3 separate regions of the Mus musculus genome follow, and all the other regions are linked to region 1. The links are chromatin loops, found by intact Hi-C in ENCODE. Cell type or tissue: heart. All regions are shown on one strand. Links, peaks and the distances in the headings refer to the core of each region. The heading gives the core; the rest is flanking DNA.

The links. Peaks named below come from ENCODE experiments on the same cell type or tissue, not always from the same donor. Only the 100,000 strongest peaks of a DNase experiment are listed, where the experiment ranks them.
Region 2: a loop joins it to region 1, with 2.6 times the contacts of the local background. A loop is called at or near these places in 6 of 42 quality-filtered maps.
Region 3: a loop joins it to region 1, with 2.2 times the contacts of the local background. A loop is called at or near these places in 11 of 42 quality-filtered maps.

Annotation. Positions count from the first base shown.
Region 1 is chr1:167,333,630-167,341,664 of GRCm38, forward strand. Tmco1 (transmembrane and coiled-coil domains 1) reads left to right here. Exons shown (of 7, transcript NM_001039483.1): 7 at 1-349. Among named protein-coding and RNA genes, the nearest start is that of Gm24182, 11 kb to the right of the region's middle. In heart, for the core only: no CTCF peak of the experiment used is centred there; DNase peaks (open chromatin) are centred at 2,982 and 3,992; H3K27me3 peaks cover 466 bases.
Region 2 is chr1:166,734,335-166,742,369 of GRCm38, forward strand. No RefSeq gene overlaps it. Among named protein-coding and RNA genes, the nearest start is that of Fmo9, 57 kb to the left of the region's middle. In heart, for the core only: a CTCF peak has its summit at 3,850 (motif pointing right); no DNase peak of the experiment used is centred there.
Region 3 is chr1:166,779,239-166,787,273 of GRCm38, forward strand. No RefSeq gene overlaps it. Among named protein-coding and RNA genes, the nearest start is that of Gm33404, 72 kb to the right of the region's middle. In heart, for the core only: a CTCF peak has its summit at 3,073 (motif pointing right); no DNase peak of the experiment used is centred there.

The DNA of each region.
Region 1 (8,035 bases), core at 991-5,990:
AGCTAAATATATTTTTGTATGGATCCAGGATTCATTGGCTGCTGAAGAAATTCAATAGAGTCAAGGGCTTTTTTTTTCTTAGTGCAAAAGTAGCTTTCAGGTTTATAATTATTTCAGCCATTTTCTGAACAGCTAAATCGACCTTCACAGCTGTCTTATGAAGAGAGCTAAGAAATCGCGGAGACTGCTTGACCTGGTGGTAGAAGATTCCATTCACAGGAAAAATAAATGCGTTTTAAAGCAAGATGCGACAATAAACACTTCAGCACCGTGCTTTTCCTGCTTGCTTTCTAAACTACAACCCAGGGAAAAGCATCTATTATCACAATCCAAATAAAGAAGTTTCTTGAAATATTTCCCTCTTCCATGCATTTTGAATATTGTTCCTTCATTTCTCAAAAAAAAAAAATGTGGTCATAACCCACAGATTTTACTGTCTCCTAAGTTCTGATTGCACTAGACAGAAAAATAAGCCCATTCTACTGGGGTAGGGTCGGTAAGAGTTTCCTTTCTCGGTGGACTTGAATATTATAAGAACGGGGAACTGAGTGTGGTGTGGTGAGTTACTCACTCCTGTAGTCCTGGCTCCTGAGAGACTGAGAGCAGAGTCACCTGAGTTCATGAGTTGGACACAAAGACACCCCCTCTTTTTTGTTTCTTGTTTTTTTTTTTTTTTTTTCGAGGCAGGGTTTCTCTGTATAGCCCTGGCTGTCCTGGAACTCACTCTGTAGACCAGGCTGGCCTCGAACTCAGAAATCCGCCTGCCTCTGCCTCTCAAGTGCTGGGATTAAAGGTATGTGCCACCACTGCCCAGCTTTTTGGGGTTTTGTTTTGTTTTTGTTAGACCCTGGGACAGTGGGGAACACTGCTGTCATGGTGCACGTGACTGACCCAGTACCTCATGATGTTTCTTCATGATTGACGAAGTCAATCACACCATTCCCTGAAGGGTGTGGGTGAAATTAGTGATAAGATCAGACCTATCTCTGAGAGGAGACTCTGGAGGAGAACCCAGCCGGGTCTCTCAGGAATTGTATGTGAGATAGCAACATATATCTCTGCTAAGTCCAGATCACAAGTTATATCAAGCCGCATGTCAGCACTCTGGGGATGGCCACATCTTCTTGGGAATGTGTCCTTTCTGTTCTTCGATCTGCACTAGGGGCTTGGCTCAATGATAAATACGTGAAACATTTTAGGGGAAACAAAAGCAATCTAGGTTGGCTATGGCTTAATTTTCTGCAGTCAGTTGTTCTACCTCAGAGACAATCCCCAAAGAGAGACTAGTTTGCCTCACTCCCTCTGTCCAAAGGCCTCGTCTAGTAAATCTTGCTGATAAAGTGCAAGGCTTGTGGTTGACCCTCGTTCGGTTGTTCCTAGGCTTAGATGCACTCAGTGGTCACTAGATACTTCAAGCTACACCACTTAATTAAAAACCTTCTCTTCTTCTCCAATGATAAATGCTTATCTGAATAGAGAAGAGTTACTGAAACAACAACAACAAAAGGTTAAAACATCTAGAAGACTTGAAATAATGAGGATTCTTGCATCCGCTCAAGAAAGTTCATGGCTGCAGACAGATCATCTCCGTAACTCACTCCTCAGCCACAGCTCAGCCCTCAAATGTTCTTGTACTGTGAATATCTGGATGGTGATTTTTTTTCCCCCCCAGTCTTGTCAGAGCTACTCAGCAGCCATTGAGCACAGTGTCCTGGGCGGAGGGAGGTAAGCAGTAATACTGGCAAGAAGACGCCTTGCCATCGAGGTGCACAGACAAGGGAAGCATTGGTTCTGTTTGGGGAAGTCTTGGACGACTGTGTCAGTGAAGGTTGGTTAGAAGTCTAGGAGGAGGTAGGAAACCACCAGTGAGAGGAGAAAGAGGGATGGTGGTGGTGGGTGTGTGTGTAGGGTGGGGGCTGGAGGCGTATCAGGGAGGGTGGGTTTGGACAATGTATATTACACGTGTATGAAAATGCCATAGCAAGGCGGGCAGTGGTGGCGCACGCCTTTAATCTCAGCACTTGGGAGGCAGAGGCAGGTGGATTTCTGAGTTTGAGGACAACCTGGTCTACAAAGTGAGTTCCAGGACAGCCAGGGCTACACAGAGAAATCCTGTCTCGAAAAAACTAACAAAAATACCGTAACAAAACACATACTTTTGAATGCTAACTAAAGTGGTACAACATAAATTTCAGCCAGGCATGAGGGCCCACGCCTGTAATTTCAGCTCCTCCAAAAGGCTGAGAAGAGATTGGAAGTACCAGGCCTGCCTGGGCAACTTAGATCCTGAGTCAACAATACAAAGTTAACAATGGAAGAGTATTTGTCTATTTTCTGGGGTCTTTGGCTGGCCAACAATTTCCTTTAGGGAACTGTTGGACTTTCATTTTGCCATAGCCGGAAGCTGAGAGAACAGCTCGGAAGAAGGAAGGGCTGGTTGCGATTGTTGTGATTCATGTTTTCAGTTCACAGGTAGCCCTCTTCTTTCAGGGCCGTGACGAGATGTATATTACAGTAGAAGAACGTGGACCAGCAAAGCTATCTACAGTATGGTGTCTGAGAAGACAGGGAAGGGCTCCCAGCGACCCCACCTCCTGCTTTCACCCCTTCCCAATAAGCCCATTATATTAGGAATCTATCAGGGACTCCATCCATCAATGAAGGAGGAGCTACCAGGAGCCAGTCACTGCCCCAAAGCCTGTCAGCTGGCAGCCATATATCACCAACACTTGATCCTGTGAGGACATTTCACACTCAAACTTTGACAGGACACTTAGCCTCTCTTACTTCATAGGACACTAGAGGTGCTGTGATGGTTCTACTGACTGTCACCTTGATGCCATCTAAAATCATTCAGGAGACAAGCCTCCAGGCATGCCTGCAAGGGACTGCGTAGATTAGCTTCACTGACTTTTCGAAAGGCCAAACTGAAGGAAAAGGGGAAGGGAGCTGGTTTGGCTTGCTTTATTCTAGCTTCCTGGATGCAAGGGCCATGTGACCAGAGGCCTCAGGCCTCCGGTGCTGTGACTTCTCTGTCACAGTAGACTACATCCTTGACCACTTTACATAATCAGGGTACCAATCTTATCTCCAGTGACTGGGATCTAAGAAGGCAGGAAGAAAAGAATGAAGTTCTTGCTGTTTTATCTGGGTGTGTTCATGTGTTACTAGGGATCGGACCCAGGTTCTTGTACATGTTAGGCAGGTGCTGTGCCATTGATCTAGAAGGGTTGTGTTTTTTTTTTTCCTAGAAGATGCTTAATCTTTATCACTTTTTGGCTGTTTACTAGAAGAGATATTTCATGTTTTTAACACATACTCGAGTGCATGCATGCACCTCAGAGGTGATGGATGGTCATAAGCTTGACCCTGGTGATCCTATCCCTATCTATGGGCATCAGAGCACCCCACTCTACACCTTACATAAAACCAATGTCATAAAAAAGACATAGGTGCATGAGTGTGTTGCCTGTGTGTATGTCTGTGTGCATGTCTGTGTTGCCCTCGGAGGTCAGAAGGGGCTGTCTGTCGTCTGTAACTGGAGTTATAGACAACTGTGGGCCACCATGTAGGAGCTGGGAGTTAAACCTGAAGTAGTGAGTGCTTTTAATAGCCTGGCTATCTTTCCAGCCCCCAAACCAATTTGAAGCTACAGGAATAAAAAGGGAAATTCTATGTGTTTCCAAACCTCACTCTTCATAAAGCTTCCTCCTTTCTGATACTGATGCACAGTCTACCCACTGTTTCCTTCCTCCTTGGCATTTATTTCCTTTGCTGCTCTTTTTTTTTTCCCCCCCGGGGGAACCTGGAGTCCTTACTTTATTTCCTCCCTATGTAGAGTTATCTGCAAATCATTTTTCCTGTATTTTGTCCAATTTTATGGTTCCTTAAAGCAGAAAAACTGGCTCCAGCTTTCTCTGAAAGAACATGAAGTCTCCCGCGGCTGAGACCAAAGGACATGGAGCAAAGTGGATCCTAGAGCGCCACCCAGTGGCTCTGACGGGAACTTTATATTGCCTGGGTTCTCTCGGATCTTTCCTAGCAACTCCCCTAGCAACCCATGAGTCAGTCCCTTGGATGCACTGAAGATTTTACCACCTGGAGTATTTTTGCCCTGTTTTTCTTATTCTGCCACCATTTCCGGTTCCTATAATATTTGTTCGTTGGTCAGTCCATTATAAATAGCTGCCACTTAGCAAGGTCACAATGCCAGATATTTTAACATCTTTCACAGTTCCTTACAAATGTGTATCACTTCCTCTTAACACACAAGTGAAAACTCGGTGAAGGGACTAAGCATCACATTCAAATTCATTTGTTAACGGACAGAATCGAGATTTTCCTCTTTTCATTACATCATCGACAGCAGTGGTTCTCAACCTTCCTAAGGCTGTGACCTTTAACACAGTTCCTCAGGTCGTGGTGACCCCCAACCATAACATTATCTCACTGCTACTTCATAACTAACTTTGCTGTTATGAAAAGTAACATAAGTATCTGGTATGCAGGCTATCTGATACGTGACCCCCGAAGGGGTCAAGACCCTCAGCTTGACAACCGCTGACCTAAGGAGTCCTTAGGGAAGCAATGCTCCCTTCCAGGTCATTCCAACAATTACTTCCCAGAAACTGATCTAATCACTAGCTAAGACTTTGCATTATTGAATACAGAAGTCTCGGAACACCAGCTCCCATGCCCTGTAAATCTGCTTTTCTAAACTGTGCACGCCTTTAATCCCAGCACTTGGGAGGCAGAGGCAGGTGGATTTCTGAGTTCAAGGCCAGCCTGGTCTAACAGAGTGAGTTCCAGGACAGCCAGGGCTACACAGAGAAACCCTGTCTCGAAACAAACAAACAGGGGCTGGTGAGATGGCTCAGTGGGTAAGAGCACCCGACTGCTCTTCCGAAGGTCCAGAGTTCAAATCCCAGCAACCACATGGTGGCTCACAACCATCCGTAACGAGATCTGACACCCTCTTCTGGAGTGTCTGAAGACAGCTACAGTGTACTTTACATATATTAATAAAATAAATCTTTAAAAACAAACAAACAAACACCCAAAAACAAAAAAACAAAAACAAGCCGGGTGTGGTGGTGCACGCTTTAATCCCAGCACTCGGAAGGCAGAGGCAGGTGGATTTCTGAGTTCTAGGCCAGCCTGGTCTACACAGTGAGTTCTAGGACAGCCAGGGCTATACAGAGAAACCCTGTCTTGAAAAACAAACAAACAAACAAACAAAACAAACAAACAAAAAAAACCTGCTTTTCTACTAGCTGGAATCTACAACTTCAATCCTTCCCATATTTCCTTTTGCTGTTTTCTGCCAACCATAGTAAAGCTAATTCAGGTACACACTGAAAAAGGCCTTCTCAGCTATTGTGCCGAGTAGGCTTCGGGTGTGTTTGTATAAAATCACTCTGCATGCTTAGTGTTAGTATAAAAGATCATAGCTGATGGTGTTCGTGGTAGAGCACTTGCCTAGCATTGACAGGGCTCTGCATTGAACCCTCAGTACTGTGAAAAAGAAAAAAGAGTCTGTTGTAAATACGGATTCAAAGAGACTTCCCAATTACATCATTATAAGCTAGACTATAGGGGCTGGACAGATGGCTCAGCAGTTAAGAGCACTTTCAGAGGACCTAGGTTCAATTCCCAGTAACAGCTGTTTGTAACTCCAGTTCCGGGGATTCGGTTCTCTTTTCTGGCATCCATGGGCACTGCATGAATCTGGCTCACAGACATACATGCTGGCAAAACACCCAATACACATTGTTTTAGTCACTGTTCTATTGCTGTGAAGCGACACCATGACCAAGGCAACTCTTCTAAAAGAAAGCATTTAGCTGAGGGCTGGCTTACAGTGTCAGGTGCTTAGTTCCCTGTCATCCTGGCATGGAACACAGCAGCAGATGGGTGTGGTGCTGGAGAAGTAGCTAAGAGCTACATCCTGATTGGCGGGGGGGGGGGGGGGGGGGTGTCACGGGGTGGGGGGAGTGACAGAGAGGCAGAGAGAGACTTGGCATAGGCTTTTGAAACCTCAAAGCCTCAGAGTGGCACACTTCCTCTGACAAGGCCGGTCCTCCCAATCCCTCTCATAGACTACCACTCTCCGAGCCTGTGGAGGTCACTCTTATTCAAACGCCACACATATAAAATAAAAATGTATGTTGCAGCTAAAGTTGGCAGTCCTTATTGTATATGTTTTCTTTGTATTTGCTTGTCTTTATTCCTATTTCTTTACAAAGGTTTCCCTGCAAGAAGAGTAAGAGAAACTCACATGCCCTTGGACAGAAGAATTTCCAGTCAGATACATTTTTTTGTTATCCAGCAAAGATGAAACCAGACCCAGTCATTCTCTTAGTTAGGATGGCTATTGTTGAAATAAAACACTGTGACCAAAGCCACTTGCGGAGGGAAGGGTTTATTTGGCTTACATTTCCATATTGCTGTTCATCACCAAAGGAAGTCAGGACTGGAACTCAAACAGGGCAGGAACCTGGAGGCAGGAGCTGATGTGAGGGCCATGGAGGGGTGCTGCTTACAGGCTTATCATCATGGCTGGACCGGCAGGCTTGCTCCCCACCCCATTTCGGGCTGACTTTCAATAGATGGCAGCGAGGGAGCTGCTCTGCTACATACAAAACCCCGACCCAGAAGCAGGTCGTCTACGAATGGTTTAGCGCCAGGTTCCACACGAACGTGCGTTCAACGTGACGGGCGAGAGGGCGGCCCCCTTTCCGGCCGCACCCCGTTTCCCAAGACAACGGCTCTCCGCACCGGATCCCGGTCCCGACGCCCGGCGGGGGGAGACCCCGCGCCGCTGCGGGGAGGACGCGGGGACCCCGCCGAGCGGGGACGGACGGGGACCCGGCTATCCGGGGCCAACGGAGGCTCCTTCGGCGCTGCCGTATCGTATCTACCCCCCACCCCCCGAAAGTAAAAATAAAAACAAGAATTAAAAAAAAAGTCAAATTTGTGCTATCTATATACTCACTGGAGCATGGCTAAACTCTCAGTGGCCTGCCCCTTAAATAGAACTGAGTCCTTCACCTCCCACACCTCTGCCAGAAGCCATTGGCTGTGGAGTTAACTCAGCGTCCCCATCGGACTTTTTTTAAGAGTTCTGTTTGGCACCTGGAGAGATGGCTCAGCGGTTAAGAGCACTGACTATTCTTTCAGAGGTTCTGAGTTGAATTCCCAGAAACCACATGGTGGCTCACAACCATCTGTAAAGGGATCTGATGCCCACTTCTGATGTGTTTGAAGACAGATACAGTGTCAGATATACATTATATATATATATATATATATATATATTTTTTTTTTTTTTTTTTTTTTAAAGAGTTCTCTTTGGTAGTTTTCTGTCTAGGCAGTTACTTTTTAGGGGATGGGCTATTGGTGGTAGGGGTTGTCACGGAAGCCTTCCCTGTCCCTTCCTCTCCACTGTGCATCTTCAGCCATGGATGACACAGCAAAATAGCCTCCTTGCTCTTCACAGCCAGCAGGAGCATGGGCCATGGATCTTCACAGGGTTTCTGGAGCCAACACTATTCATGGACACAGCTCCCTGATGCAGTAGGACCACAGACCCAGACAAGGTCCTCAGAGGCTGCCCGGACCATGGACATCAACATGACCTCAGGCAGTATAGCAGGCCACTCACATCAACAAGGCCCCTGGTGGCAGTATGGCCCACTGACAGCATGGCTTCAGGCAGCAGCACAGACCACAGGCATCCACATGGCCTTCAATGGTAACAGAGGCCATCAACATCAGCACAGACCCCAGCTGCAGAAAAACTCCAGTCCCAGACAGGGCTCTTGGCAACAGCGTGGGTCTGAATGTCACCATGGTCTCAGTGGCAGGGGCAGGTCATTCACATCAGTATGGCCCATGGAGGCAGCATGGCCCACTGACACCAACACGGCCTCAGGATGCAGCACAGCCCACAGGCTTCTGTGTGGCTATTGCTGGTAACCTCTGCCCCAGACACCAACATGGTCCCCCAGCAGTGTGTGTGTGTGATGGCATGGCA
Region 2 (8,035 bases), core at 1,186-6,185, 600 kb before region 1:
TTACAGTAGTGACGTGATACTTATTCAAGTCAGCGAATGTCTGGAAAATGTCAATGGAGAACGAATGGAAGATAGGAGGATGTTTGACAAAGGACAGCAGTTTTGACATCAAGTGTTCAGACTTGAAACCACAATTTATTCATTACACGACCTCAGGCAATTTGGGCTAACTTCTTCCCTAAGTGGAATGAATGTTTCCTCATTAAAACTTAAAGCATAACATATGTAGGCCGCTTAGGAGCACACCTGACATCCCATAGATTAGCTCTCATTTATTTGTGTGTTAGCTGGATACTACAGGAATGGTTGTCAGCTACAGCTATGCAATGGTCCAGCTTTTCGGAGGTGGCTGTCTGTTAAATTCCTCTCTGTGGGGCATAGAGAGATTTAAGTAAAGCCACTATCATCTGGCTCTTCTTCCTAAGTGAAGACTCTGTTCAAATGGAGTTTTATAGGTGCCCGTTCTTCAGGACGTAGTCAGAAGATAGCTATTGCTATGCATCAAGTTGTGCTCACAGTGAGCAGTGGTAAATAATCAAGGGTGATTGTGACAGCCAGTCGAACACTCTCTCTTGAGGATATGCAATGAACAAACTGAGAGCAGGCTAAGGGAGAAGAATGGAGCCAGGCCAAGGCAAGAGAAATTGCGGCAGAAAGTGGGAGCTGGCTTAGAGTCAAGCTGCCTTTGGTCTGTTCTGTCATCTGCAAAGCTATAAGGGGTTGTTGACAGGTCACCTCTAACACTGAGGTGACTGTGTTATGGAGGTTTGTGACATTGAGGGACACCTGAGTCTTCGTGTGACTGAGCCCATTATCACTCTCTCCCCCAACCCTCTGAATGTACATGTGTGTATGATAGGCATATATGTGTATGTGTTTGAGTGGGTATGCTCACCTTTACATGGACATACAGAGGCCAGAGGCTGATTTCTGGTGTCTTTGTAATGCCTTTCACGCTAATTTTTGAGGTGATGTCTCCCTCTGAACCTTGAACTCGCTGTTTTCGCTAACATGGTTGGTCCAGGATCTGCGCTTCTCCTTTGGCCTGCGCTTCTCCTTTGGCCTGCGCTTCTCCTTTGGCCTGGCTCTCCAGACCTCCCACTTTTGCTTGGGATCTGGGAATCTGAAGTCTAGTCTTCATTCTTGGTTAGTGAGCATATTACCATCTACCTAACTCCATTCTTCCCTGATCAGGATCATTCTATGGGCCCTGCTTCCTTTGTCTGGTACTGCAATCAGTGTTAGCATAGGGCCACAAGCCAAAGGAAACCTCCAAAGCTAGGGCTGTATTGAAAAAGAGAGACAGCAAATTGGATTGGTTCCTACCAGAGAGGTGAGGTCACTTGTGAAGTTCTGTGATCCTTCTGATGCTGAGCTGAGGGCTCTGAGAACACCCGAATGCACCATGGGGCTCTTACGACTGTGCAGAGAAAAAACGATGTTGAAGTTACCATGGCTTCAGCCGTGACAGAGCTTATCTTCAGGGGAAAGCCTACGTTTACCCTGTTTCTGATTACCTTAGCTTCCCCAGATGGCCATGGCAGTCTACTGCTGAGCTTCTGTGCTTTCTGAACTACCTTTCCTTTGTGTACATGGAGTCTTGTGCTTTCAATTATGCTGTGAGGTGAGCTGTTCACAGAGAAAGACAGGCTCCCATGGTCCTTTCCTCCTCTGCACAGGATTCACCAGTGTTTGCATGCATAGGGACTGTTGACTTAAGTGTTCTCTGAAATTACCAGTGTTTATTTGGAAACCTTGATGCAGAAAGGGTAGGTTTGGTTTCCTTTCAATCATAAAGACCCAAACAACAGACTTATTAAAAAAAACTTTTAAAATTACATTTTAATTCTTTATTGTTCTCTCTCTCTCTCTCTCTCTCTCTCCCTGTGTGTGTTTTATGGTACATTTGTGGAGGTCAGAGGACAAGGACAAGCTGTGAGAGTCGGTTTTCTTCTTCTACCATGTGAAAACAAGCAGACCCCAAGTTTTAGAATACTGGAACAGGAATCTCCAAGGCACTGAGACCCTGCCTCAAAAACGATGATTAAGAATGATAGAAGAAAATACTCGGTATTGAGCTGTGGCCTCCATAAGTACACACATGATCAAACAAACCTGCACACACATGAATACACATGCTTACAGCATACACAGAAAGAAACTCTTTCCTTTGCTTCCCTTGAAGTTCCTCTTTACTGTTTGATGAAACTATTATATTACCGTCTGATTTCCCAGCCGGTGTTCAGTAAGTGTAGCCTGACCATTCCTAATGCTGGTTCTCAGGTAAACACCATAATTACTGCCTGAATAGCAGAACTCGATTATAGTGTCTCTTCCCTGTTCTGTTCATTATTACAGCCCTTGTCAAAGAGTATGTAGCCCACACTGCTTCCTCTCTTACTTGATATATGAACCTGAAACAGACAACCTGTACTTAGCCTCATCAGGAAAATAATGTCAATAAATTCTGTGTGATACTCTCCAATCTTGGCTCATTAGTGAAGCCCTGGGTCACAGTGGCTAGGTAACTGTAGTATTCACAATTACAGCAAACGAGACAAAATCAGTGCACCCAAAAAATAGTAGGAAGACATTAGGCCATAGATCCTATGATTGAATCTTGAAATTTAGCTATTCTCTCACTACTTCTTTGACATAGATGTATATAAGTCTTCTTAGTTTGTATTAAAATGAAGGGAAATGGCAAGGCCCAAGAGAAAAATCCTTCCTCCTGAACACAGTTCAGTATCTAGGACTGTCATCTGGCGTAAAAGGGGACTTGAAATAAAAGGGTCTTCAAAGAGGGGTTGAGCCTCCCTAGGCATCATGGGAAAAAGCACAGAAACTGGTTTAGTTAAAACAGCCTACAATCTCCCAGAGGGTGAGTCCCCAGCCAAACTCATCTGCAGCATTTCCTGCTGGGCTGGCAGTCTGGAACCTGATGGGAGCCTCACCACTGCTGGGCAAATCCTGCTGATGGTGCCAAAGCTGCCCTCCCCCTTCCCTCCCCCTCCCCCACGATTGAGTCCTCATGACTCATGAAAACAGGACAAGCATCCCCACATGAGGTGACTCTGCATTTTCCCTGCTAATGGTTGGATCTCTCAGGGCCAGGCGTTCTACCACCTCTTCAGTCACGCCTGGCATGCCACAGCCCCCTAGTGTCTGTGGTCTTTTGAACTGCATGAGGCTCTAACCAGGGCTCCTACTCTTGAATTCTGTGGAGGTCTAGGATCAGCTTTCCTAAGATCCAAAGGTCTAAGATCTGAGTGTGTGTTCACTGCCTGGTATTCTGTAGCTTCAGCCATTTCCTTCGAACTCAGAATTAATTTGAATAATTGCATGCGTCAAATCAGTGATCACTGCTCACTACAAAAAACAAATAAAAACAAAATACACACATCTAAAAAAGTCACCAAATTCACTAGAAATGAAATCTCAATTTTGTTTACTGTCCTTTTCTCCAGATTTTCTTACATTAATGCCTTGAAGGGTTTTTTTTTAACTCTAAAATAAATGGCACTAAAGTAAAAAAAAAAAAAGTATTCATCACTCTCCAGTTATTAAATGCTATTATCTTTATCAATGAGTATCTTCAGCTCATTTAATTGGTCCAAGTATCAAATTTTCTTTTAAAAATATAAAATAATTATGTTTTGTAATCTTCTGTCATTTTTTTTGCTCCTTATATACTATATTTTGGTGCAACATCTTAAACACACAGAAATGCATCAGACAACAGTATCACACTTGATTGTATATGGCACATAGAGGATGAATGACAAATACTTTTGGGTAAAGAAAGAATGGGCTTTGTAAGAAAAAAAAAATCTCTGTGCTTTTCCCAAATGTGGCCAGCAGATGGCACACTCGCACACCCACAAAACTGACCATTGATTTTTATGTTCCCTCTCCTGTGTATAATCAGATTATTGTACAAGTGTTTAGTGCATTTCCAACTGTTAGTCGGCTTGCATCTGTACCTATGCTAAGTGAGCACTGCATGTGTCAGCTTAGACCCCTGGGTGAATGCATTATCTAGGAAAAAAAAACCCACCAATATTCAGAGATTGTGGATTGTGCCTTCTTTATCATTCAAAAGCCTAAATATTCTTTGGTTCCAGAGATATTTCCAACCTTACTATCCAAGCTAGCAAAAGACAATCTGGATTTTTCTAAACTCTTGCTTGTTTTCCTGTGGATGGTCAACAACCTTCCTGGGGAGGGTATCGATCACAAATTACATAGACATCAGGGAGGGAGGGAGGGAGAGAGAGAGGGAGGGAGGGAGGGAGGGAGGGAGGGAGGGAGGGAGGGAGAGAGAGAGAGAGAGAGAGAGAGAGAGAGAGAGAGAGAGATATCAGCACAGGCTTTTTAAGTCCGAGCTTCTGGGAATCTGTATAGATGATAATGGTCATGCTCTCTAACAGCCACAATGGGCTCCAGAGTAAATATTCTGTAGTTCATTAAACAGGGACTCCTCTACAAAGAATATTTTAATAATATTTTGAGTTTATAAAACACAAATCCCAGGGAGTCAGTCTCATACTTGATGTATATATAGTCACATAGATCCAATACACACGCAGCAAGATTTTGCAAATAAACTCAGTATTGCCTTTTATTCAATGACCTTTTATCAGTGACTAGACCAGAGATTATACGTCTCTGAAATGAGATTTAAAACGTTGTATTTATGTTTCTGGACGAAAGGTAACAATTTCCCTCATCAGACTCTCAAGGGTTCATTTAAAAATTATAATAAAAAAGAAATCCTAGGTTTATCTGGAGTTCAGATGATCAGAGTGCTTTGTGTACTCGCTCAAATACTGCAGAGACCACCAAGTCACGGGTAGAATTTAGAAAGTGCTTAGGTGTGGTGATGGCACTAAAGAAAGCCACTTCCTTGGACATGCTGATGGTCACAGATCAGAAGATTCTGAGCCTTCCCTCAGACTACTTCTTAGAAACAGAAAGAAGCCTTTCCAATGGGCCTCTCATAAGCAACGCAGTGGACAAAGCCCGTGTTTTTTTGTTTTTTTTTTTCCATTTTTTATTAGGTATTTAACTCATTTACATTTCCAATGCTATACCAAAAGTCCCCCATATCCACCCACCCCCACTCCCCTGCCCACCCACTCCCCCTTTTTGGCCCTGGTATTCCCCTGTACTGGGGCATATAAAGTTTGCAAGTCCAATGGGCCTCTCTTTCCAGTGATGGCCGACTAGGCCATCTTTTGATATATATGCAGCTAGAGTCAAGAGCTCCGGGGTACTGGTTAGCTCATAATGTTGTTCCACCTATAGGGTTGCAGATCCCTTTAGCTCCTTGGCTACTTTCTCTAGCTCCTCCATTGGGAGCCCTATGATCCATCCGTTAGCTGACTGTGAGCATCCACTTCTGTGTTTGCTGGGCCCCGGCATAGTCTCACAAGAGACAGCTACATCTGCGTCCTTTCAATAAAATCTTGCTAGTGTATGCAATGGTGTCAGCGTTTGGATGCTGATTATGGGGTGGATCCCTGGCTATGGCAGTCTCTACATGGTCCATCCTTTCATCTCAGCTCCAAACTCCGTCTCTGTAACTCCTTCCATGGGTGTTTTGTTCCCAAATCTAAGGAGGGGCATAGTGTCCACACTTCAGTCTTCATTCTCCTTGAGTTTCATGTGTTTAGCAAATTATATCTTATATCTTGGGTATCCTAGGTTTGGGGCTAATATCCACTTATCAGTGAATACATATTGTGTGAGTTTCTTTGTGAATGTGTTACCTCACTCAGGATGATGCCCTCCAGGTCCATCCATTTGGCTAGGAATTTCATAAATTCATTCTTTTTAATAGCTGAGTAGTACTCCATTGTGTAGATGTACCACATTTTCTGTATCCATTCCTCTGTTGAGGGGCATCTAGGTTCTTTCCAGCTTCTGGCTATTATAAATAAGGCTGCTATGAACATAGTGGAGCATGTGTCCTTCTTACCTGTTGGGGCATCTTCTGGATATATGCCCAGGAGAGGTATTGCTGGATCCTCCGGTAGTACTATGTCCAGTTTTCTGAGGAACCGCCAGACTGATTTCCAGAGTGGTTGTACAAGCCTGCACTCCCACCAACAATGGAGGAGTGTTCCTCTTTCTCCACATCCTCGCCAGCATCTGCTGTCACCTGAATTTTTGATCTTAGCCATTCTGACTGGTGTGAGGTGGAATCTCAGGGTTGTTTTGATTTGCATTTCCCTGATGATTAAGGATGTTGAACATTTTTTAAGAGGAATCTGCAAGCTGATTCAGCTCCCAGACTTCCTTGGGAGGAAATTATCAATGGGATTCTACTGAAAGGTCTTGTAAGCAAGTGACCTTCCCTACCTGCGTTCTCTGACCTGAATCTCGCATGCTGCTTCCCAGAACTGTTCTAGTGGTTCCTCTCTAGGAGGATAGATGAATGGAGCCCTGGGACCCTGGGTCCTATCTTCTTAACGATGTCACCATTAAGAGCACTGATGTGGCTGAGCACAGTCTCCAAGCTTCCCAACTCCAGAACCTGCCTTCCATTCTTCTTATGAGCAGCGTGGGATGTCCCTGATGTCTGCAGCTCTGATCTCCGTCACTCCTCCATTCTTCTTCCCCCATCTGCCCTGCATCAATTATCTAGGATAGAGACCTAAAGTAACTCTGGCAACCCAGGGAAATGAGGGTGGGTAATCATTCAATCTAGATAACTCTCCAACACTGTTTTAGAAATTAGCCAATGACCTAGAATGGTGGTCATTTTCCTCCAACCCCACCCCCGTGCTTCACTGTTCTCTATTAATTATTATTATTATTATTATTATTATTATTATATTTACATTCCAAATGTTGCCCTCCTTCCTGGTTCCCCCTCCTAGAGTTCTTCAAACCCCTCCCCCCTTTGATTCTGAGAGGGTGCTCTCCCACCTAACCACCCAGTCCTCTCACCCACCTTCCCCACCCATCCACACCTCCCCCCTCCCTCACGGCATTCCCCTTCCCTGGGGCATCAAGTCTCTACAGGATTAGGCACACCCTCTCCCACTGAGGCCAGATAAGGCAGTCCTCTGCTACATATGTGCCAGAGGCCACGAATCAATCCGTGTATGCTCTTTGGTTGGGGGCTTAGTCTCTGTGAGCACTAAGGCGTCCAGTTTAGTTGATACTTCACCTCCTTCCAACCTTCCACCAACTCTTCCACAGGGATCCCTGACCTCAGTCCAATGGTTGGCTGTAAATATCTACATCTGTCCCAGTCAGGTGCTGGTAGAGCCTCTCAGAGAACAGCCATGCTAGGCACCTTCCTACAAACACATCATAGGATCAGTAATAGTGTCAGGGTTTGGTGCCTGCTCATGGGATGGATCCCAAGTTTGGCTGGTCACTGGACTGCCTTTCCTTCTGTCTCGGCTCCATTTTTGTCCGTGCATTTCTTTTAGGCAGGAACAATTCTGGGTCAAAAATTTTGAAGGTAGGTTGGTGACCCTATCCCTCCCCTGAGGGCCTGTCTATCTTCTTGAGTTTTCATCTCCACGATGTTGGGCATATTGGCTATGGTCATCCCCATTGAGTCCTGGGAGCTTCTCATACCCCAGGGCTCTGAGACATTCTAGAGGTTCCCTCTGCCCCCACCCCTTATCTGCATCTTTGCATTCATTCTCCTGATTCTCTGGGCTTCTCTTCTATTACCCCCCCCATACCTGATCCTGGTCCCCTTTCCCCCTCCTCCCTCCCCTTCACCCCTCAGATCCCTCCCTCCCTCTGCCTTTAATGATTATTTTGTTGCCCCTTCTAAGTGGGACTTGAAGCATCCTTAATTGGACCTTCCTTCTTGTTAAACTTCTTATGGTCCGTGGGTTATATCCTGGGGATTCTGTACTTCTGGACTTGCCAGTGAGTACATACCATCCAAGTCCTTTTGGGTCTGAGTTACCTCATTCAGGATGATATTTTCTAGTTCCATCCATTTGCCTGCAAAATTCATGAAGTCCTTGTTTTTTAATAGCTAAATAGTATTCCATTATGTAAA
Region 3 (8,035 bases), core at 1,186-6,185, 550 kb before region 1:
AACTTGCCTTGATTCATGACATATTTTTGCTCTGTAAAACTTTAAAATTTCATAAAATTTGCTCTCATGTTGGAACACGGAATTCGGGGTAACCTAAATCTGTGTGTCCTAGCCCACAGCCATCCAAAATGGTTCCAGAATAATTATCTCTTACTCCCTTTAAGTTGAAAAAAAAAAGATAACTGAAATACACCTTATAGAAACAAACTAGTGACACAACACATTGCATTTGTCTGTGATGACAATGTAAATGGAATTTGGAGATGCCCAAGTCAGCTGTGGGAGCACAAAGTGTGACTCTGTTGATGGAAAGCTCCTGCAGAAAACCCAGAGGTTCTGCTCTCAAAGACCGGAACCTCAGCTTTTTAACCATAGATACCTGCTGTCCTGGATACATTATTTTATAAAATATAGAACTGAGAGTTAGAGAATCACAAGATTCTCACAGAAGGGGAATAGTAACCAGTCAATAGCTATGGATGTCACGTATGGGCTTCTTAAAAAAGAGGAAAGAGACAGGAAAAGTGAGAAGACAGATTCTCCCTTAGTGCATTGTCCTCAGGTTTTTCCCCTCCCCCCACTTATATGCAAGGCTAGAGAAGAACTCAGGCTGTCAGTGCCCTGCCATCGGCATCTTAAGCAACAAGCTTCAGATGTTGATAAAAAGAAACTGCTATGCACAAGCCAGAGTTGTTAACACATTTCAGAAACTGAGGGAAATCTTTCCCCTATTTGCATATGTCGATGACAGCAACCAGAGTAAGCCCTTTATGTGGTGCTCTAGGGACCCAAGAAACTCAAGGGGGCCTAAGGAAGGAGAGCAAAATCTGGCTAGGTGACAAGCCGAAGGGTTGCAGTTCAGCTATCTCTTTCCCTTCGTATGATCCCTCCCCACCCTACACATAGACACACATGTGCATATATACCCACTTCTTAAGTCTCTTCAGCCTCATCATGTGATGAGGAGTCTTAATATAATTTAGCTTTTACATTGCTTCAGTGACATTTGAGATTCCTAAATTCTAACTCCATTCCCTCCATTCGGGTGACTGAGCCTCACGCATGCTAGCCAAGTGCTCTAGCAATTGAGTGATATACCTAGGAATCCATAGATCTTATTAAAATTATACGATCTATACAACCAAAATGTATATTTAAAATTATATCATATGACCAACACCCAATGCAAATATTTTTCTCCAGTGTTGCCAGCTTCTCAGTTTTAATGACATAGATTAATTTTGCTAGATAATGTGCCTCTCATAAATTAATTTCTATGCCATTCTGTGTCTGACTTCTTCAATTGTCGAGCTTGTGATCTTCTTTGTTTCATGTAGTTGTTGATTATTTATTTCCATTGCTGGGTTTGTTGTGTGACTATAAGAGTGCACGTATTCATTCATATAATGGTAGACATTAGGCCAATTGTAATTTTTTGTCTCTTCTTCATGGTACCTCTGTGACTATTCTTAAGTATTTTTGAAGGAACATGTACTTCTTCTGGCATATGTCTGATGAAGATGACACTGTTGAGTCTTTGTGAAGGCACAAAGCTTAAGGAGAGGCCATTGGATTTCCAAAATGACTATACAACTTTTACATCATAGAGAACCACAGTTACTCTGCACTCTACTCGTTGGCTTCTTCCATCTCAGCCATTCCCATGGCCACGGTCTAGTCAAGAGTTTGTTTATTTTTCTAATAAATAGACCACTGGGTTGACTCTTTTATTCCTTATTAATTTGTAGTAATTCATTTATCACTTAAAATGTGTAATGGGGGGTGCACAAGTATAGCAGGTGCTTTTGTCTATGTGGGGCTATGTGGGAGACAGAGGCAGACAAGTGTCTATGTGCAGCTATGTGAGGACAGAGTCAGACATCAATTGTCTTTGTGCAGCTATGTAGGGGATAGAACCAGACATCAAGTGTCTTTGTGCAACTATTTGAGGACAGAGGCAGACATTAAGTGTCTGTGTGTGGAAATGCAGGGGGACAGAAGCAGATATCAAGTGTCTTCCTCTATCAATTCTCCAGATTATTTCATTTTCCTGTTTGTTTGTTTGTTTGTTTATCTGTTTATTGTGGGAGGGGGTCAGAGGACAACTGGTAAGAGTCAGTTCTCCCACAATGTGAGTCTTGGAGATCAAACTCAGATGATGAGTCTGGGTGGCAAATGCCTTTACCCACTGAGTTACACAAACACACACACACACACACACACACACACACACACACACACACACACACACACACACACTGGCACTCCTCTTCATTTTGTCTTTGAGACAGAGTTCTCATTGAACTGGGGGCTTACCAGTTTGGTAGACTGGCCATCCAATGAGCTCTAGGGATTTGCCTATCTTTTCTTCCTTGTCTCCTCAGCATTGGAGATAAAGATACCTACTGCCACCCCTGGCCTTTGCCTAGAAAATAAAACTCACAGCATTTGGAAACAAACTGGCTGGCCTAAAGAATTTGGGCAAAAAAATGATTTATACTGTCAGACGTCATCACTATAATTATCAATATGTCAGCAATTATAATATGAATTTAAATATTATTATATATCACTCAAGAAATTTAAAATTACCCCAAATCAAATTACAAAGCGTAATGTCATGTGTAAGAAGGATTCAATTCCAGAAGGATGGAAAATGATTAAAGATCCTGCATCTTGGAATTGATGGTAAACGGTACATTTTAGCATCTGATCTTCAATGACATAGACTAAGGAGCCAAGGTGCTCTTCACTCATGCCTCCTGTGTTAAATGCATGTGCTTCCTTGTCTGAACTCTGTATGAATTTGTTTTATTGCATCATTTTCCTAGAGATCTGACAGTCGGCATACCTGTCACATACCGATACTTGACTGGGGTGTTTCCCTTCACATATCAGCCACAGCCATGGTTATCTGCTATTCCTGCTACTGGCCAAGTCCGGGGTGTTCAACATGCATGGAGCCCTGACAACTGATTTAAAGAGGCTTAATATATCAGAGTGGTAGGGTTTTCCAGAAGCAGTGACTGGTAGGATGGGAGCTGCAAAGCATCAACACCCATCATGCACTAGAGGGTGCCAAAGTCCTGAGCAACTGAGTCTATCCAGGAAGAATTTGTCTTCACCTTGAAGCCTCAAGAAAGAGAAGCACCATCAAAAAGTCCCAACTCTTAGAGATGGGCTGGAACAGAACCATCAGCACTTTTGATATCAGAGGGATGATTCCAAAACATGGAACAGGTGAAGGTTGTTGCTAGTGTTAGAGGTTTTCAATGGCAGGCTCACTGATTTTATTTTGATGACTATACTAACGGCTACCTATTTGTATAGTGTTTTGAAGTTCTACATGCAATGTGACCATTTTATGGATATGAGCTTATTAAATCCTCTAGTTTATAAATAAGAACCTAGGAGTAGATAGGAAATTTGTTGATGACTGCAAAGCTAGTAAGAGGCAGGGCAAGCTCAAATCTAAGAGTCCAGCGTGCCTGAGTCTGCCTTCACCACAGGTCAATCCTACAGGGAGAGCTCCATTTCCAGGTTTCTTCTCAGAAGGAAACAGTGCTCCCCATGCAAGCAACCATGATGCTTAACATGGCTTACTAAGAAATTCTCCAATACTCCCTTGAATCTGGCCCCATATCTCACTGTAACTCCAGAGCCTCATCTTAACAATGTATTAGCATTTCTATTTCATCCTAATTTTGTTCATATTATGGAATTTTGATTAAATATGTCCCCATCAGCAAATAGCTTCTGTATGCCAGGGTTCCAAAACCACAATTGACAAACATGTCTCTCAGATTTCTGATCTCTTAGGGCTTATGTCTCTAAGTCCTGTTCCTAAGCTATGGGGAAAGAACTGAAGGAAACCTGGAGGGGGAGGGTCAATGACCTGTGTAATTAACCTCACAAAATTCCAGTCATACTGACATGGAATATTAGAAAAACAACTGGGTTTTTAAAGAACCAAACAACATAAGATTCTGGGATTGTTTTTGTGGAATGAACAAATAAACAAAACACAAAACAAAACAAACAAAAAAACCCAGCACATACATTTAAGGTTTCCTCCTTTCTTCCTTTATTGTTGGAAAATCCTTAAATATATTCAGTACTAATGAAGCTTGGGTTATTTTTAATTTAATTCCCTTTCTGGATCATACAGCAACCTGTTTTCAGACATCACTCCAAAGTTTCCTCATTCTTTGAAGACAGAGAACATACCATACCTATGATGGTTAGTATTGGTTGACAAGATTGAGAGTCCCCTTGAAGACAAACCTTGGAGCCCATGTATGAGGAAGTTTGTAGATTGGTTTAATTAAGGTGTGAAGACCTACTCTAAATATGGATGCTACGATGGGCTCAGCCAAGTGAGCCAAGATCCTAGACTATATAAAAAGAAGAAAGGTGGGTGAGAGACATCATTCATCTCCCTCTGCTTCCTGACTGTAGACACAACGTGGCCAGTCATTCCTTCTGCCATGACGCCTTCCATAATGGACTGTTGTTATAAACTGTGGCTCAAAACAAACCTTTCCATGTTGAACTTACTCTTGTTGAGTATTTTGTAGCAGCAATAAGGAAAGTAACTGATACAATATACTTTCTTTAAAAAGCCACAGGTACATTAATTATGGAAAATCAAACCATATTTTTAGGGCACTTGCAAGGAAAGATTCTATTCTAAGGAACCTTATGCTTATAAAGTGAGGGAGATGTCTCTCTTCTTATCTCTAAGTTCCAGTCTATGCATACCAGGATTTTCTTAAGATGTTCAGGCCAAGTAGACTCCTTGTAGACATGTTAACGCTAGAAAAAAAGCCAACTACTTCTGAGACAGGAGTATAACACAATGCCAAAACACAAGACCTGCTAGATCTGGGTAATGTGGTGGGGTTGGATGGCTTGCATTCGAACCCTAGGTTCTCTGCTTGCCTGCTGTAAAAATCTGATCAAAAGCTTCATTTCCTTATCTTCTATAGAGTAAATAGCATCTATAATACTTCTATAGGAGTAAAATAGCATCTACCCTCTGGAGTGGTTGCTCAGGACTGAGTAAATTTACACATATGTAAAGCATTTTTAACAATGCTAACTCCAAAGACTAAAAAATTATATATGTATATATGTGTGTGAGAGTGTGTGTGTGCTCACACGCATGTATAATGTATATGCATGTTACTAGTCACATTTATAGTGAGAGCCACAATTTTCATTTCATAGTTTTCTAGGAAAAAAGAGAGAGAGGGAGAGAGGATGGACAGAGCCTCCAGGTTGCTGCCCTTAGAAGGTACAAACAGAATCTGTAATAAAAAGGGAGCAACTTTCTCAGAATGCCTGTGCATAGCCTCACTCGCAGGCATCCTGCTGTGGCTCTGAACTCCGTTGAAGGCTGGCAAAGCAAAGCTTCAGACTGTAGTTCAGCAACAAGGTCAGGCTTCTCTTGTCACCTGAGTCATAAGGCCATTCTAGCAATGCTCAGAAAAGAAGTTCTACTAATGTGCCTGCTGTTTTGGCAACCAGGTCACCCCTCAAGACTCAATCATCTGACTCACAAACCCCACCCCCACCCTACCCCACACACAACTCCTGTGGACTAAATTGGTGGCCAGTGATTGTCTAAACTGAGGATAGCAACTCAGTTGTAACTAGGAGCTTTCCTGCTGCTCAATGAACTGATAACCAGATCTCAAGACTAGACAGAAAGGGTACATTGCAAACACGGTCTCCAGTGATGGCAGATATCTAGTCTAATGATAACAGAGCCAACCTTAACTTGTAAATGCCAACCATTGAGCACCTGCATTTAGTCAGTTTAAAACCTGGAGAACTGTAGAAGGAGATTGTGGACACCATTGACATCAGCTTGTAGGCTACCTCCAAACTGAGAAATCCCCCAAGGAAATTAATAGATGAACTGTTAGTACCTATGAAGACTGAAATATTCTCATCTTTAGATTGGATATCAATTAAATATCCAATCAGAGAGGATATTTATTTTGTCTCTGAGACTATCTGAAAGAAAGCTGGCACAAAGGCAGAGTGAGGTCGAGTTGGATGCCCACACAACCACCATCAGTGACAGCAGGCCTGAAGATGTTTTAATACACGTTTGATGGTTTTATTCATTTATAGAATGTAGTTCAGTCATTTCACCCTATCCCTTTTCTCCTTCCTCTTCCACTGAAACTCTTCTTCTCAGGAAGTTCTTTCACTTTCCTGCCAGTATCCTCTACTGTTCCGCATCCATTCAGGCTTCTCCCCTCCCCCATCACCCTCTAAGAGCCCTTTTCCTGGCATTTAGCACTGCTTATAATTAAATACACTACTCTAAAGCTTCATATTAAGGGCATGCAAATAAGAAGAACATATGGCATTCTTATATCTACGTCTAAATTACTTCACTCAGTCTAATACTTTTCAGATCCATCCATTTTCCTGCAAATTTCACAACTGTATCCTTCTTTACCACTGAACAAAGTTCCATTGTGGCTATGTACCACATTTTCATTATCCATTGATCCACTGATGGACACTTGGGCTCCATTTCTTTGCTATTGTAACTAGCATGTGACTAGCATGTGAATAGCCACATGAACACACAAGTACAGGTCCCTGTTTGGTAGAGCATAGGATTTTCTGAGTATGTTCTCAGGAATTGTTTGGCGGCTCTGTTGTAAGCTGTTCGAGGAATTTCCTTATTGATTTCCACAGTGGCTGCAGCAGTCTGTACTCCCCCAGGAGTGAGTATGAGCATGAGTGGGCCTTTCCTACACATGCCTGCTAGCATTCACTTTTTTGTTATTAGCCATTCTTACTTGAGTAAGATGAAACATCAAAGTAATTTTATTTTGCAATTACCCAATGGCTATATATTTTAAACTCTTTTAAAGTACTTTTGGTCATTTGTTTAAGAACTCTCCATTCGGTTCCATGGTCCATTTTTAGTGAAGTTGTTTGTTTCCTTGACATTTAGTTTTTAAAGTTCTTTTATATTCTAAACACTAATTATTTGCCAGAAGTACAGCGGGCAAAGATGGTCTCCCAGTCTCCAGGCTGTTCCTTCACTTGCTTAACAGCCTTCTACTTTCGTAAGCTCTCCTTTGATTGTTCTTACTTCCCTAGTGACTAGCATCCAGTTCAGAAAATCCTAGGCTATGTCTATATCTTTAAGTGTACTCTCTCCTTTACCTGATAGCAGTTTGGGATGGCCTGTTCTAACACTTAGGTCTCTGATCCATTTGGAATTGATTATTGTGCAGAGTGAGAAACAAGAATCAAGTTTCATTTTTCTAAGTGCATACATTCAGTTTTCCCAATACCATTTGTCAGATAGGCTGTCTTCTTTCTAATGTGTATTTTGAGCTTTATCAAAAATCAGGTGGCTATGGTTTATATAGTCTTATATCTGAGTTCTCTATTCTATTCCATTGGCCTGTGTCTCTAAATGTGTGCCTGTCCTGTAATTTTTTTCTTACAGGTATGTCTCTACAATACAACTTAAAGTCAGGTATTATGATACTTCAGCTTTGTTCTTATTGTTCAGGATTGATTTGGCTATCCAAGATCTTTTGTGCTTTTACATGAATTTTTATTATCTTTTTTCTATTTCTGTGATGAATTGAGTTCTCAGTTTGATTTGGATTGTGTTAAATTTGTATATTGCTTTTGATAGGGTGGCCATTTTCACAGTATTAATCCGACCAATCCACAGCATTTTAGGCCTTTCTGTCTTCTAAAGTCATATTCAATTCTTTCTTCAGTATTTTAAACGTTTTTATTGTAAAAGTATTTTACTTCCTCAGGTTAATTACAAGTTATCTTTTATTTTTTAGTTTATTTTGAATAGAATCATTTCCCTGTTTACTTTCTTAGTATATAGTTGGCATTGGTGTATAGGATGCTATGGATTTTGGTATGGCCTATAACCTTCTATTTTGCCGAAAGTGTTAATCAACTCCAGGGGTTTCCTGCAGTAGTCTTTATGCTTTCTTATGTATAGAATCATGTCACTTGACAATGAAGATGA